2 separate regions of the Homo sapiens genome follow, and region 1 is linked to region 2. Evidence: chromatin contacts called from ENCODE POLR2A ChIA-PET data. All regions are on one chromosome and are shown on one strand. Each heading gives the region's core, a stretch centred on a gene start or an enhancer-like site at or near the end of the contact. The rest is flanking DNA. Distances are from core to core; before and after follow the strand shown.

Region 1 (6,746 bases), core at 3,804-6,303, 1.5 Mb after region 2:
GAGAGATGAGCTCTGTGTTACAGGCAGGTGAACCAAGGCCCAGGCTGGCTGGGACTTGTTGGGGCAGGGATAAGAGCTGTCACCTAAACCTGCTTCTGCCTTGAGCCCTGTGCATAAGGTCAAGTGAGTGCAGCTGCTGGGAGAGATGAGGAGGTAGATTTGGTATCCATGGCTTAGGGACAGAGATGACCTCTCCCCATGGGCCCCTTATCTTTCAGAGTACCTGGACCCAGAGCTGCTCTGTATGGCTGCACAGGCTGCACACTGCATAACTCCTGGGGCCTCCAGTTGCACAGTTTGGTGGATGACACCTCCATGAATTGTGCAATGCTGTACCCCTGCCTATCCAACTTCCCCAAAGTCAGCTGCCTGATGGGAAAGATGCTGAGGTCAGAGGTCAGGGAGCCTAAGGCCCCAGGCTGAGGGAGAAGGGTGACTGGGCATGGTCCGAGATCTGATGCTCCGCCAGGTTCCTGGGTCCTGTCTAGAGGAGAGAGAGCAGGCAGGGAATCTGCCATTCCATGGGAAACATGCCCCCTTCAGACCTTCTACCCACAGAGCTCCATGCCACAGCTTGGCTACAGGCCAATCTCAAGCCCAGCTATAACCCAAAGTTTCTTATCACAGTCACCCCCAAACTCTAAACTTAGCCCCTGATCCTTCCCTAATCCTGCTCCTCAAGATGCTTATCCTCCAGCCAGCACAGGGGAAGGGGTCGATGCTGCTGAAGGGCCTCCCTTCTGCTTGGGCTGGCTATGCCTTCAGAGACAGGAACTGCTCTTAGGGGTGGGAGGCAGGGAGAGAGTCAGGCCCTGCCCTGGGAGGTTTCTGGGAGGAAAAAGCTACTGCTGTTCCAGCTCCCAAGCATGCCCAGGCCAGTCACCCACCCCCAAATGGCAGCCCGTCTGTGGCATGGGGTGGTAGGGACAGCCAAAGACAGGCTTGAGGCGAGACAGGCAAGGAGTTGTAGAGGAAGCAGAGGTGGAGGCAGGCCCTGCTGGGTGGGGAGCCACCGTGGAGGCCTGGCCTTAGCTCACTGATGAGAATTAGCTAAGCCTGGAAAGTTTTCTCTGTGGCACTGTACCTGGGGTCCAGACCTAGGGGGAAGGGGATGTGGAGGTTCAGGAGGGTCCAGGCTGGCTGTGCAGATGCCTCAGTGAGATTTAGGGGAGCCCCCACAGGCTTTCAGCTGAGGCAGGGCAGGTTGGCCCCAAGACCAGGTAGGAAAGTCTCCCCTCTTCCATTTTATGCTTTCCACACCCTCGCATCCTAGTCCTTCTCTTCTCTTTGGGGTCTGAAGGATCCAGGTGGGGTGGGGGATATGGGTTGGGGGTCCTACAGGAGAATTGCCTAGGCCAGGCCCTTGGGTGAGACCCTGGGTAGGTTAAGGGAACCCAGCAGTTTGGAGAGAGGGCCAGGCCCCCTTTAATCCTCACTTCCAGCCACACACAGCCCTGCCAACCAATCCTGGAAGAATCCAATCCTATGTCTGCAGCCTAGGCCCTCACCTGGCCTCTTCCGGCCAACCACATCCAGCTTTGCCCCCTGAGGCCTCACCTGGCCCCTCAGCTCTGGCCGGCACCCCGCAGTTGCTGGTCCAGCCTGCAGAGCTGGTGCAGGAAGCCTCGGTTGGGGAAGACCCATCGGTGCTGCCTCACGGTGATCACCGCCTGGCGCAGGGACAGCCGCTGGTGCAGCATGAGGTAGGCCAGGACCAGCGTGGCAGAGCGGCTCACGCCCACCACACAGTGCACCAGGACCTTGGCTGAGGAAGACATCCTGGTGAAAAACCCTGTCCCACACACCGGCCCACCCACGGGCTGGGATGGGGACCCAAGTTCCTTTCCTGACCCTGCCTTGGGTGCACTCTGTGATCCTGAGCAAGTCACTCAGCCTTTATGGACCTCAGTTTCCTGATCGGTAAAATGGGTAGATCAACACCTGTTCTGCCTACCCTTGGGATAGGGTCCGAATTTCTTTTTTCTTTTCTTTCTTTTCTTTTTTTTTTTTTTTTTTTTAGTAGAGACAAAGTCTCACTATGTTGCCCAGGCTGGTCTTGAACTCCTGAACTTAAGTGATTCTCCCACCTTGGCCTCCCAAAGTGTTGGGATTACAGGCGTGAGACACCGCTCCTGGCCTCCAAACCTTTTTAACACTTCAAGAGCTGGCCCCTGTCGCCTCATCTCAGATTGTCCCTCCCCCACCTTCAGCTCGAGAAACATGGAGGAACTTGCAGTTCCTTGAGGCTGCCATGGTTTCTGACCTCCAGCCTTACCACATGCTATTCCAAATACCTGCAAATTGTTTCCCCTGGTCTCGGTCTGACTAACTTCCACTACTCATCCACCAGGTTTTGGCTGAGACACGGCTTCCTCCACAGGCTTTCTTGACCGCTCAAAGTATTGCTTGAATCACAAAGCAGCTCATCTTTTTTGCATATTACCCATGGATACCTTTGTAGAGGGAAGTCCCCCCACCTTCCCGATCCTCTGGGCTTAGCACCCCCGCCGTGTGCTCCCAGAGCCCTCCACACTGGCCCACTCTTATGAGTAGCTCTCACTATACTATTCGCAATTTGGCTGTCTTTCCACCAGTTCCAAGAGGGCAGGGATCCTGCTTCTTAAAGTCTGGATTCCCAGTATTTAGCTCAGTGCCAGGCACGTAGTGGATACTCAGTAAATAGCTGGTGAATGAATGGATAAATAGCAAAAGAATGTCAAAGTGTGTTGGATACTAAAAAGTCATGTGAGCTGTAATCTTGTCATTCCTGTCACATAGATGAGGAAACTGAAGTCCAGAAAGGGACACTGGCTTGCCCAGGGTCACACAGTGAGGGACACAGCTGTCTTCTAGGATGGACACAAAGCCAGGACACCAGCCTCCCTGGGCTCCTATGCTGTATCCTGAGTATTTGAAGATATATTTCTTTTCTAGTTAAAAGTACTTTGGGGGCCGGGTGCGGTGGCTCATGCCTATAATCCCAGCACTTTGGGAGGCCGAGGCAGACAGATCACTTGAGGTTAGGAGTTCGAGACCAGCCTCGCCAACATGGTGAAACCCTGTCTCTGCTAAAATACAAAAATTAGCCGGGTATGGTGGCGGATGCCTGTAGTCCCAGCTACTTGGGAGGCTGAGACACGAAAATTGCTTGAAGCCCAGAGGCAGAGGTTGAACCCAGGAGGCGGAGGAGCAGAGATCGCGCCACTGCACTCCAGCTTGGGTAGCACTGAGACTCTGTCTCAGAAAAAAAAAAAAAAGGAGAAAAAAAGTACTTTGGGGCAGACATCTAGGTACCAAATGGTGCTTTCCCAAAGTTGAGTGTTGCAGAGAAAGAGCTGTTCTGCTGTTTGGGAGAAATGGCTTTCAGCCTCAGGGTTGCTCCTAACTCATGGCATGACCTTGTATTCCAGGCCTCAGTTTCCCCATCTGGGAAGGAATCGGGTTCGACAAAATGCTGGAGCACTAAGCAGAGGACTTTTTTTTGGCGGGGGGGGATGGAGTTTCGCCCTTTTGCCCAGGCTAGAGTGAAGTGGCATGATCTCGGCTCACTGCAACCTCCGCCCCCCATGTTCAAGCAATTCTCCTGCCTCAGCCTCCAGAGTAGCTGAGATTATAGGTGGGTGCCACCATGCCCGGCTAATATTTGTATTTTTAGTAGAGACGAGGTTTCACCGTGTTGGCCAGGCTGGTCTTGAACTCCTGACCTCAGGCGATCCACCCACCTCGGCCTCCCAAAGTGCTAGGATTACAAGCATGAGCCACCACACACGGCCTAAGCAGAGGATTTTTAAAAAGCAGGGATGGGAGGGCACTGATGACTGAGAGGAAATGAGGCATCCTCCCCATGAATGAGCAAGATGGGATATGGGCTTGGACCCCAAGTCCTACCCCCAGGCGTGTTGAGGGCACGGTGGATGAAGTCAGCCGCAGAGGAGAAGTAGGCACTGATGTCAAAATCAGGGAGGTCGTGGGCTGGCACCCCCAGGTAGCTCACACTGCTGCCGTAGAAGTCAGGGCCGCCCTGACAGTAGAGGCCCTTGTGGGCGGCGTTCAGCACGTGGGTGATGCCCAGCTTCCACAGCTCAAAGCGGTTGTTTGCCGTGGCCCTGGGGAGGGCAGGAAGGGCACTTGATGCCGGCCAAGCCATGGGACCAGGAGGGAGGCTGTGCCTGGCCCCCTGCTGCAGAGGGACCGAGCCATTAGGGTCCAAAGAGAGTCCAACCCCAGCAAGCTCCAAGTGGGGTCTGACTCCACAGCCCTATACCCAGAGCCCCGCACTTTCTGGTGGCTGAGCCGGCGGTGTGTGTGTCGGGGGATCTTTAGACCCTCTTTGCTTCCTCAATGCATCTGTCCCTGCCTTGGCCAGGACAGGAAGGAAGGGATTGCTTCAGCCCTGGAACCTGGCTGCCCCTCCCTTCTTGCCCCATGTCCTCCCACGCATATCCGTCCTCTACTGGCTACCACCTCATACCTGCTTCTAACCTACAAATGTTTAGAGGCAACACCTTCTCTGATTCACCTTCAGTCAGGCTTCTCCACCGTCTGTATCCAGAGGAGGGAGGCTGGGCCCAGAAACAGGGGGCTCTCTGTCTACCTTATCTCATGCCCCAAATACTATTTCCTGGGCCTCTGCCTCTACACTTGACAGTTGTCCTGGAAATGTTTCCTGGAACTCCTGGGAGACTCCCTGCTTTCAGGCAGGCGAAGTCCCTGCTCTCCCTGGTGGCCATACCTGGTCACTGCACTGACCTCAGCACCCCCGGGGGTCCTGGAGAAGGTCCCTGGCCTGGGATGGTCAGAGCAGAGCTATTTCTCCTTGTTTCCACCCTCCTGTGTCTGGTAAAGCGACCAAGAACTGCCTCTCCACGTCCCCACCCCCATGCCCCTTGGCCAGCTACCACTCACGCATCTCCTATGAAAAGGTTGGGCCAAACTTCGTCCACACGGCTGCAAGAAGACTTCCCTGCCCGCAGGAGCTCCTCCAGCTCCAGGATGCTGGGGCAAGGCGTGGCTTTGTCCTCTCCCCCCAGCTCTGGGAGAGAGGTCTCAGCCATGGGCCAGCCCGCCCACCCCTCTGCCTCTGTGGTCACTCCTCTCTGCCTCTCCAGTGTCATTTCTCCTTCCCAGAGATTGACAGGGACAGGTGACAGAAGCAAGTGACTCAGCAAGTCACAGGGGCCTCTGGAGTGGACAAGACCTTTTCCTCCCCAAGCCTCCCCCCACCCCCAAACTCCATGAGAACACAGAATCAGAGAGACCTCTGCAAGTCAGCTACCACCCTGAACCTCAGTTTCTTCATCTGTAAAGTAAGGATAATCACACCTACCTCAGAGAATTTGAGGATTAGATGAAACAAAGGACATGCTGGGTCTGACACATAGTAGGTGCTTAGAAACATCTGTGGAATTAGTAGATGTAGAGCCCTGCCTAAGGCTATTAGGTTCTGAGGACTGAGTTAAAGTAGAGATCCAGGGTGCAGAGGAGGTGGCTGGTTCCAAGGATGAATGATAGAAAGAACTGAAAGAAGTGTACAGTCTAGGTGGGCCACAAATTGGGCAGGAGCTGGATTGGATGTCTGTTGGATGAGTCTCTGAATTACGGAGGTCAGGGACAGTTTTCTGAGTTGTAGAGTCAGAGAAATATGGGTAAGAGACATGGAGAGCTTCCTTTAAAGGGTGCCCACAAGATTCATGGGGGGAGGGGGAAGGTGTTTTTTTTTGTTTTGTTTTGTTTAGACAGGGTCTCACTCTGTCACCCAGGCTGGAGTGCAGTGGCATCATCTTGGCTCACTGCCACTACCACCTCCCAGGTTCAAGTGATTCTCCTGCTTTAGCTTCCTGAGTAGCTAGGATTACAGGCATGTGCCACCATGCCACACTAATTTTTGTGTTTTTAGTAGAGATGGGGTTTTGCCATGTTGGTCTGACTGGTCTTGAACTCCTACCTCAAGTGATCAGCCTGCCTCGGCCTCCCAAAGTACTGGGATTACAGGTGTGAGCCGCCGTGCCGGGCCAATGGGGCAAGGTTTGAACAATGGTCCTGTAGTGAAGATGGCTAACTTCTCAGAAGAGAAGGCTGAAGAGGGCCTTGTATGTCAAATGGGGAGACGGGAGGTGAGTGTTGCCCTAGACTTTGAGAGCCAAAGGGGCTAACTGTCATCAGAAACAGTGGGAGGGAGATTCCTCTGCCTATAAGGGCTTTGGGTCCCAAAATAGAAACTGAGAAAGGTCAACCTGTCCTTCTGCCAGAGCTGGTTATCAGCAAGAGAGATGAGATGTCTCACCCTCTCTCATGTGACTTCTCAGTGGCCCTAATGGAGCTGGGAAGGGTATGAGCTGCAGTGGGGAGGTTCCCAGCTGCCCTTGGCCTTAAGACCAGTTTGAAGGGAAAGGCCACACCAGGGCATCCCATGGAAGCAGTCTACACTCATGTCTATCCCATTCAGAACCATTGAAGTCGGCCCGGCACTGTGTGGGGAGGCAAGACCAAGGAGGGGCTCGTGTCCAGGTTACAGCTGGGTTTGGACTTGGTTTATGCCAATGCTAGACCTGGCTTGGGAGGAGACCTTCCCTCAGGGTGGTGCAGCATGGTGGAGTGAGGAAAATACAGGATCTGATGTTAGAGAGATTTGGGTTGGAATATCAGTTTGCAATATGTCAGGCAGTATGTTTCTTTACTTTTCTGTGCTATAGGATCCCCCTTGCAGAATTAGCACTAGGATTTTTTTTTTGAGATGGAGTTTGCTC
Region 2 (7,086 bases), core at 1,212-3,711:
CAAACCTATTTGAAGAAGTCATACCACTGGCTACTTACAGTGATAGGAACTACTAATAGTCATACATCAGCAGGAAGGAGCAGTCATTTACATTAATTCATTTCCCAAATGATTGTCTTTTTAAATACCTCTCCACACCAACTGGGACTTCTCTCTCCCTCCCAGGAACATCATGAATCAATATTTAACCAGTATATCAATACTTTATTAGAATACAAGGTAGAAAGTTACATTGCCTTACACTCAACAAATGCTCATTCCTTGTTAAACAAATAAATGAAGAACTAAGTTTCATGAGACCAATCAAACTCACATTTTTCCGTTTAGAGATAACTCAGTTACAGGCATAACCAAACAGCTCTTTAGCTTGTCCCTGAATCTCCTGCCAAAATCATATCGCATCTAAATCATACCTTGCGCTTCCAAAAGGTCTACAGAAGAAAGATACTCTATTTTATGGTCAGTAGGACAAACGAAATGTTCTTTCTAAACCCTACTGCCAATAGTAGCAAACTAGTAATAGCAGTGGTTAAAGGAACAAAAATCAATAGCAATTTATTAGGCCCCTGGATAGCAAAACAATGAGTTCCAGAAAGTTACCCTATATAATAACCTTCTGATTTAATCATTTAGAACCAGAGATTTTTATCCCGAATTTTATGAATCACTAAGACTTTTTAAACACTTGATTCCATCAATGCATTATTTATTAATCATTATAAATATACCCGTACTCAAATTATTTCAGTACAAACAATAATGAAAGTATGACAGTGCTATCAACAAGAGGAAAAAAGGAGGGGAAGCAAACTGACAGCACTGGCTTGACTCATTTCTGTTGGGAGAACACTGGTACTGAATGGCACAAGCAACTCCAGTGTGAGAGAGCAAGCACATGACTGACTGGGAGGGCGACAGAGGATACCAAAGAAAGGAGAATATCTATAAAGAAGATTTCCTCTGTAGGGGCAGGAGGTGAAGGGATGAGAAGGAATGAAATCTACTCTAACAGCCTTTACAATACTCAAATGAAAACATGCTACCAGACTTCACACTTTGAGCCAGTTCACATCCTAGCTCTACCACTTACAATTGAGTGACCTTCAGCAGATTACTTATCCTCTTTCATCAGGTGTAAAATTATAATAATGGTAGCCCACTTAGTGAATACAAACTACATGTTTGGCACTGCGCTAGGCACTGGACACATGGTATATCCTCTAATTCTCACAATTAACCTGCCAAATAGTGATTATTTTTCTCACTTTGCAGGAAAGAAAACCCATGTTCTTTCTACCTATGTATAGCCGCTTTGTAGAGGGACAATACTACTACCTGGCCAGGTTGTACTGGGAATTAGAAGTAAATGCAAAGCACTTAGCAAGGACCCAGCACTTACCTCATATTAGGAGCTCAAGAAATCATTACTGTACGAATACAACCATCATTTGAATAAGTGCCTCAACTGAACAGCAATGAAATCCCAGAAACAAGTTTCCTCTCACATCATCTACCATAAAGATGACTTCTAACTAGCAGTAGTTTGGGAGAATCCAAAGCTCATCACTTATAACTGCTTGAAATACCAAAGTATCAACCATCCAGTATCCAAAAAAAAATTTTTTTTTAATACACACACAAATATTCTTAGAAGCTCAAAACACAAAACGCAAGGAAATAGCCCATTATGAAAGTGATATTTGACTCAATCTAAATATCAAATATTAAATATTTTACTTTCAAAAGGATCATAGGCCTCATGCCTCAAGGAAGCAGGTGCTAATGAACAAATTTATCTAACTTCCCAAAAATCATTCCCAGAAGCATCTGTTAACCTGAAGTACTTGGCAAACCATCTCTTAGAATTGACAACATATTGCCAAAATCTTAGTGGATTTTGCCAACACTATTCTGCTGATAGGAAAAAAGAATCATTCAGCTACTTTCCAATTTAGCCACAAAATAGGCTCTTTTTTCTTCATTACTACTTTAACCAGTATGTTAATACTGAAAATAGGTATAAAGAAATCACAAATAACCTTCTTCTGTTTGAAGGAAATTTAAAATACTAAATCCACAATTCTTGCCTTTAATTCTAAGGAACTCAAGAAAATCTATGAATTTTTTTTTTTTGGAAAAAATATGAAATCTCCAAAATCTAATAATTGTAACAGAGAGGAGGGGGAAAGAGCACAAACAACAGCTTGAAAGATGCCTCTTGAAAGTTGAGAGTCCTAAAATCTCAATTTCAAAGTTTAATCTACTGCTATTAAAAGAAATAGCTTATTAATCAGTGCTTGGGAATATTTTTTTTAAAAGAAAGAAAACTTCACAAAAACTAACCGGTTCCTGAATCTTCTATCTATCTGTTTTTACCACAACAACTACAATACTTACCAGACAGCACAGTCAACCTCCAGCAAAAGACCTCTAATCACGAGGGTATCTGTGGGGCAAGTGATACAAGAATGGGGAGGGATATGGGAATAGCTAGAGCTGTGGGGAGGGAAGGCTAGGAGGGAGGAGACGACTGTAGCTAGCAACAATGAGAAACTGTGAATCTAAACCACAAGGACTTCCCGCAGAACAGGATATCAGAGAGAAGGCAATTCTTTTTACCAACTACCAGGAACTCAGCACTGACAATTCATGACAAAGTTAAAAAGGTGGAGCTTCCAATTAAAAACAAAGTAAACTTAAGAAACTAACCAAAAGTAACTTGAAAGGACGTTATCACAAACTTCACCTGAGGCTTAAGAAAAACAATTATGAAGCTGTTTCCTGGGGCATTCCTGATGACAAAGGTCATTAAACAATAAGGTTTGCAGGGTGGCTGCTGCTTCCAAAGAAGGGCCAGTCCCCCACAAAAAAATTCCTTTGCACTGCAGTCAAAAGGAGCACGAGAAGACAACATTTTTGTAGTTGTTTACAGAATAATCAAAACAATGTTATTGTTGGAATCCCTAATTCAGAATTCCAAGACTGGGCTTAAATTAAATCAAATCATTTTAATAGGCAAAACTCCTCCAACTGTCTTAAACGAGCCACACTATTAAAGAAAATTATTATTTAAACTGAGCCATTGGAATCTACTGAGTCAATTTTAAAATGCTTGGGATCTAAGGGTTCTCAACCCCAAAGTCCACAACAGGGAAAGATCTCCACCCCTCTCTCGGGGAAGAGACCTAGTTACATCACCAAGAACAAACAGCAGGCAGAGTCCCACCCCCAAACATGTGATCAGTCAACCGAGAACTTGCATTTGCAGGCAGGGCACAAAGGCCCCAGAGGACCAACACACACCCTTCTATGTATTACCTGAGGTTATAAAACAGTTTTATTGAAAGAAGTTGTTTTATAAGCATACTGATGAAAAAAACTCATCAGCAGAATCCTTGCCAAATATGAAGGTCTGTTGTGTTTCTATAGGTTGAGAGAAAATATACGAGTTGACTAAAAAAAAGATGTAATTAAGATTTATTGGTAAAATTTAACAAACATGGGCAATGTCCAAAACTAATTAAGCTCTTACATTTTAACAATACAGTATATTAAATTGAAGTAGTCCTTTGGCCACAAGGAAAGTGCCACAAAAAAAAAAAAAAAAAAAAAGATACTGTTGCTTTTCTTGTTAACCATTAGCATTCTAACTCAGGTCTCCTAGTGGTGCTAGGTGGAGGAGGAGGTAGTAATGCCATTTCAAAGTGTGAAACACAAAATTTCTACTGATAAGTGCTGACTGCAAATAAAGACATACAAACATCAAGACCAAGCTCTTCAATCAAGTCATTAAAATATAGGTATATATTCATTGTGAAACTAATCAAATAAAACTAGAGTACTGGGACAGAGTTACAGAGCTTCAACCCTGATTACAACTAGACAACATTACTTTTCATGTCTCATCCAGGTAAGGGAAGTGATCCACAGGGAAATCTCACTCTAATAGATTGTAATCTCTCCAGAGGCCCCTCAGAAAACACCTCCCATAAAACTCTGCTATGATACTCACATTCTGCCTTGCATAAGTTATTTTCAGACATTTCTTATTCCCTCTTCAAGACTGCACAAGAGGTTCTGTGCCAAATAGAAAGAGAACCCTGTATCAACCACTGGGCTTCGCCATTCAAAATAAATTGGGTAACTACAAGTTTTTGTTAGGTGAGTGTCAAACTGCCTGTAGAAAAGGTTTTATAGGCCGGGTGCAGGGGCTCACGCCTGTAATCCCAGCATTTTGGGAGGCCATTGCGGGAGGATCATTTGAGCCCAGGAGTTCAAGACCAGCCTGGGCAACACAGGGAGGCCCCTTCTCTACAAAAAAAAAAAAGAAAGAAAGAAAGTTTTTAATTAGCCTGGTGTGGTGGCACGCACCTCTCTGGTCCCAGTTACTCCAGGCTGAGGTGGGAGGATCCCTTGAGCCCAGGAGGTCAAGGCCCCAGTGAGCAGTGATTGTGTCGCTGCACTCCAGTCTGGGCCACAGAGCAAGACCCTGTCTCAAAAAAAAAAAAAAAAAAGGAAAAATAAAAATAGAAAGAAAAGGTTTTGGGTACATGATTGCTAACTACGTCAAGAGGGAGAGTGATACATAGTGTTTCAGATTATTATTTTTTAAAATAGGGTTTTAGTTTAAATGTTCAGGTATTCTAAAGTTGGATGACTAGTTACAACAGTACTTTGTAAAACTGTGCTTCAACAAAACTTAACAAGTCATATTTTTCAAGTACTTTGCAGGGAATATGTAACACCACAATAGGTCCACCTTAGACCAGAATAGACAAAGGTCTCTGAAAAAATATAAATATTATTAGCAAGGAGAAACAATATTTAGGATTTGAGTAAATCAATCAAGAAAAATCCTTGGAGGGTAGTGGGGAGGGTAATGGAAAAGCACAGGCTGAAAAGTCCTATTTGGTCACATTCCGTAGCTTTTCATTATTGGTTTCTACTAGCAAATAGAGTAAGGTACAACAGAATGTTCAATGCATTGAAAGAACATTTTGCTTCTCTTAAAAGTCATAAAAGAGAAACAGAGGATTTCTCTAAGAAAAACCAAAATAACTCCCTCTGGAGTAACCCCAAAGTCAAACCATCATTGTCTTTTATTTCTGAGATGCTAATGATAATGCTGATGTCGGCAGTAAAGGCAGGAACTGAGTGGCTCCGCAGTAGGAACACGAGATTGGAAAATAAAAGACTCTTTTTTTTTTTGAGTCCAAGTCTTGCTCTGTCACCCAGGCTGGAGTGCAGTGACACGATCTCGGTTCACTGCAACCTCCACTTCCCAGGTTCAAGTGATTCTCCTGCTTCAGCCTCTTCAGTAGCTGGGATTACAGGTAGGTGCCACTACACCCAGCTAGTTTTTGTATTTTTAGTAGAGATGGGGCTTCACCATGTTGGCCAGACTGGTCTCGAACTCCTGACCTCAAGTGATCCACCTGACTCAGCCTCTCAAAGTGCTGGGATTACAGGTGTGAGCCACTGTGCCCAGCCAATAAAAGACTCTAGATTTTAGAATGTAGTGACAAAATTTGGGAACTTTTTAAGAGACAGGTTCTTCCTCTGTTGCCCAGGCTGGATGCAGTGGTGTGATCACAGCTCACTGAACCCTCAAATTCCTGGGTTCATGCAATCTTCTACCCTCAGCCTCCCGAGTAGCTGGGACTACAGGTGTGTACAACCAGACCCAGCTAATTTTTTAAAGATTTTTGGAGACAGGGTCTTAGTATGTTACCTAGGCTGAGACTTTTAAATAAACTGGAGGATTGGGGTGGGGAGGGGTGGGGAAGAGACTGCTTTATATCAAATGAAAGCCTTTATCATTTGATCCTGGGGAGAGGGGAAGCTTAATTCAGAGCTGTTAAACTGGAGTTCTAGCAAACAAAAATTAGAGACGGACTTGATCTTAGCTAATAAGGAACCTAAGAGAAAATATTCTAGCCTTTGACTCTAGGTTGTAAGGAAGAATATACCATGAAGTAGATGAAAAACAGGGAAAACTACATAACTAATTTGAGTCTAGTGGGTTTTTTTTTAACTTTTTTTTTTTAATCTTGGTTTTGTTTGAAGACAGAGTCTCACTCTGTCACCCAGGCTGGAGTATAGTGCCATAATCTCAGCTCACTGCAATCTCTGCCTCCCGGGTTCAAGTGATTCTCCTACCTCAGCCTCCAGAGTAGCTGGGATTACAGGTGCACACCACCACACCTGGCTAATTTTTGTATTTTGAGTAGAGATGGAGTTTCACCATGTTGGCGAGGCTGGTCTCAAACTCCTGACCTCAGGTGATCCACCCACCTCAGCCTCCCAAAGTGCTGGGATTACAGGCGTGAGCCACCAAGCCCCACTGGTGTTTTCTTTTAAAGACAGAGTCTCACTATGTTGCCCAGGCTGGAGTGCAGTGGCTAGTCACAGGTGCAATCCCTGTGCAATCAGAGGTGACTCTAGTTTTTATTCTGAGATTTATTCACAATGTTGGCAGAGCATGTGTACCTTAAAGAGCTGGTTGTTTCACTCAAGTATGCATTACTGAGAAGAGGAATATTGCAGAAAGGGTAGAGGGAAGAGAAAAAAACTGATCCAAAGAATACATTTTGGAGAAACTTTGGCTGTTAATCACAGACCTGAGCAGCAAAATCATACAAGAAATCTCTATATTTCTCATATAAATGGACTCTAAAGAAGAGAGGGAGATAGGGGCCACACATTTGGGCTTCTAATTATAGCATCATTATTGTTTAAATTCATTTATTTAACTATATCTTGCATAATTCTAAAAAGTATATCAAATAGCATTATGTCATTATGAACATTAACCACCCTGTCTATAGAACAAGGGTTTTTAAAAGTCTTGGACTGGACTTAAAGCTCCTAGAAAGCAAGAAGAGTATGAAAATCCCTCTCAAGCACACCAAAGAATTACCTAAATGCTAGTCTTACAGAAAGTAATCAGCCGGGCGCGGTGGCTCACGCCTGTAATCCCAACACTTTGAGAGGCCAAGGCAGGCGGATCTCTTGAGGTTAGGATTTTGAGACCAGCCTGGCCAACATGGTGAAAAACCCGTCTTGACTAAAAATACAACAATTAGC

What was found. ChIA-PET counts read pairs that join two places held with the same protein, here RNA polymerase II (POLR2A).
Region 1: POLR2A ChIA-PET joins it to region 2 with 18 read pairs in PC-9. The contact joins the promoter of DUSP13A here to the promoter of USP54 in region 2. POLR2A ChIA-PET finds 5 or more read pairs at or near these places in 2 of 52 experiments (PC-3 and PC-9).

Annotation. Positions count from the first base shown.
Region 1 is chr10:75,104,104-75,110,849 of GRCh38, forward strand. It overlaps DUSP13A (dual specificity phosphatase 13A), which reads right to left and starts at 5,054. Exons shown (of 3, transcript NM_001007271.3): 1 at 4,906-5,054; 2 at 3,889-4,106; 3 at 1,566-1,765. The coding sequence starts at 5,054. The coding sequence ends at 1,566. It also overlaps a transcript of DUSP13B not described here and a transcript of SAMD8 not described here. RefSeq lists enhancers at 1-183, 184-1,028, 1,874-2,717, 2,439-2,488, 6,363-6,746.
Region 2 is chr10:73,588,881-73,595,966 of GRCh38, forward strand. USP54 (ubiquitin specific peptidase 54) reads right to left here and starts at 2,462. Exons shown (of 24, transcript NM_001391956.1): 1 at 2,398-2,462. RefSeq lists an enhancer at 2,745-3,495.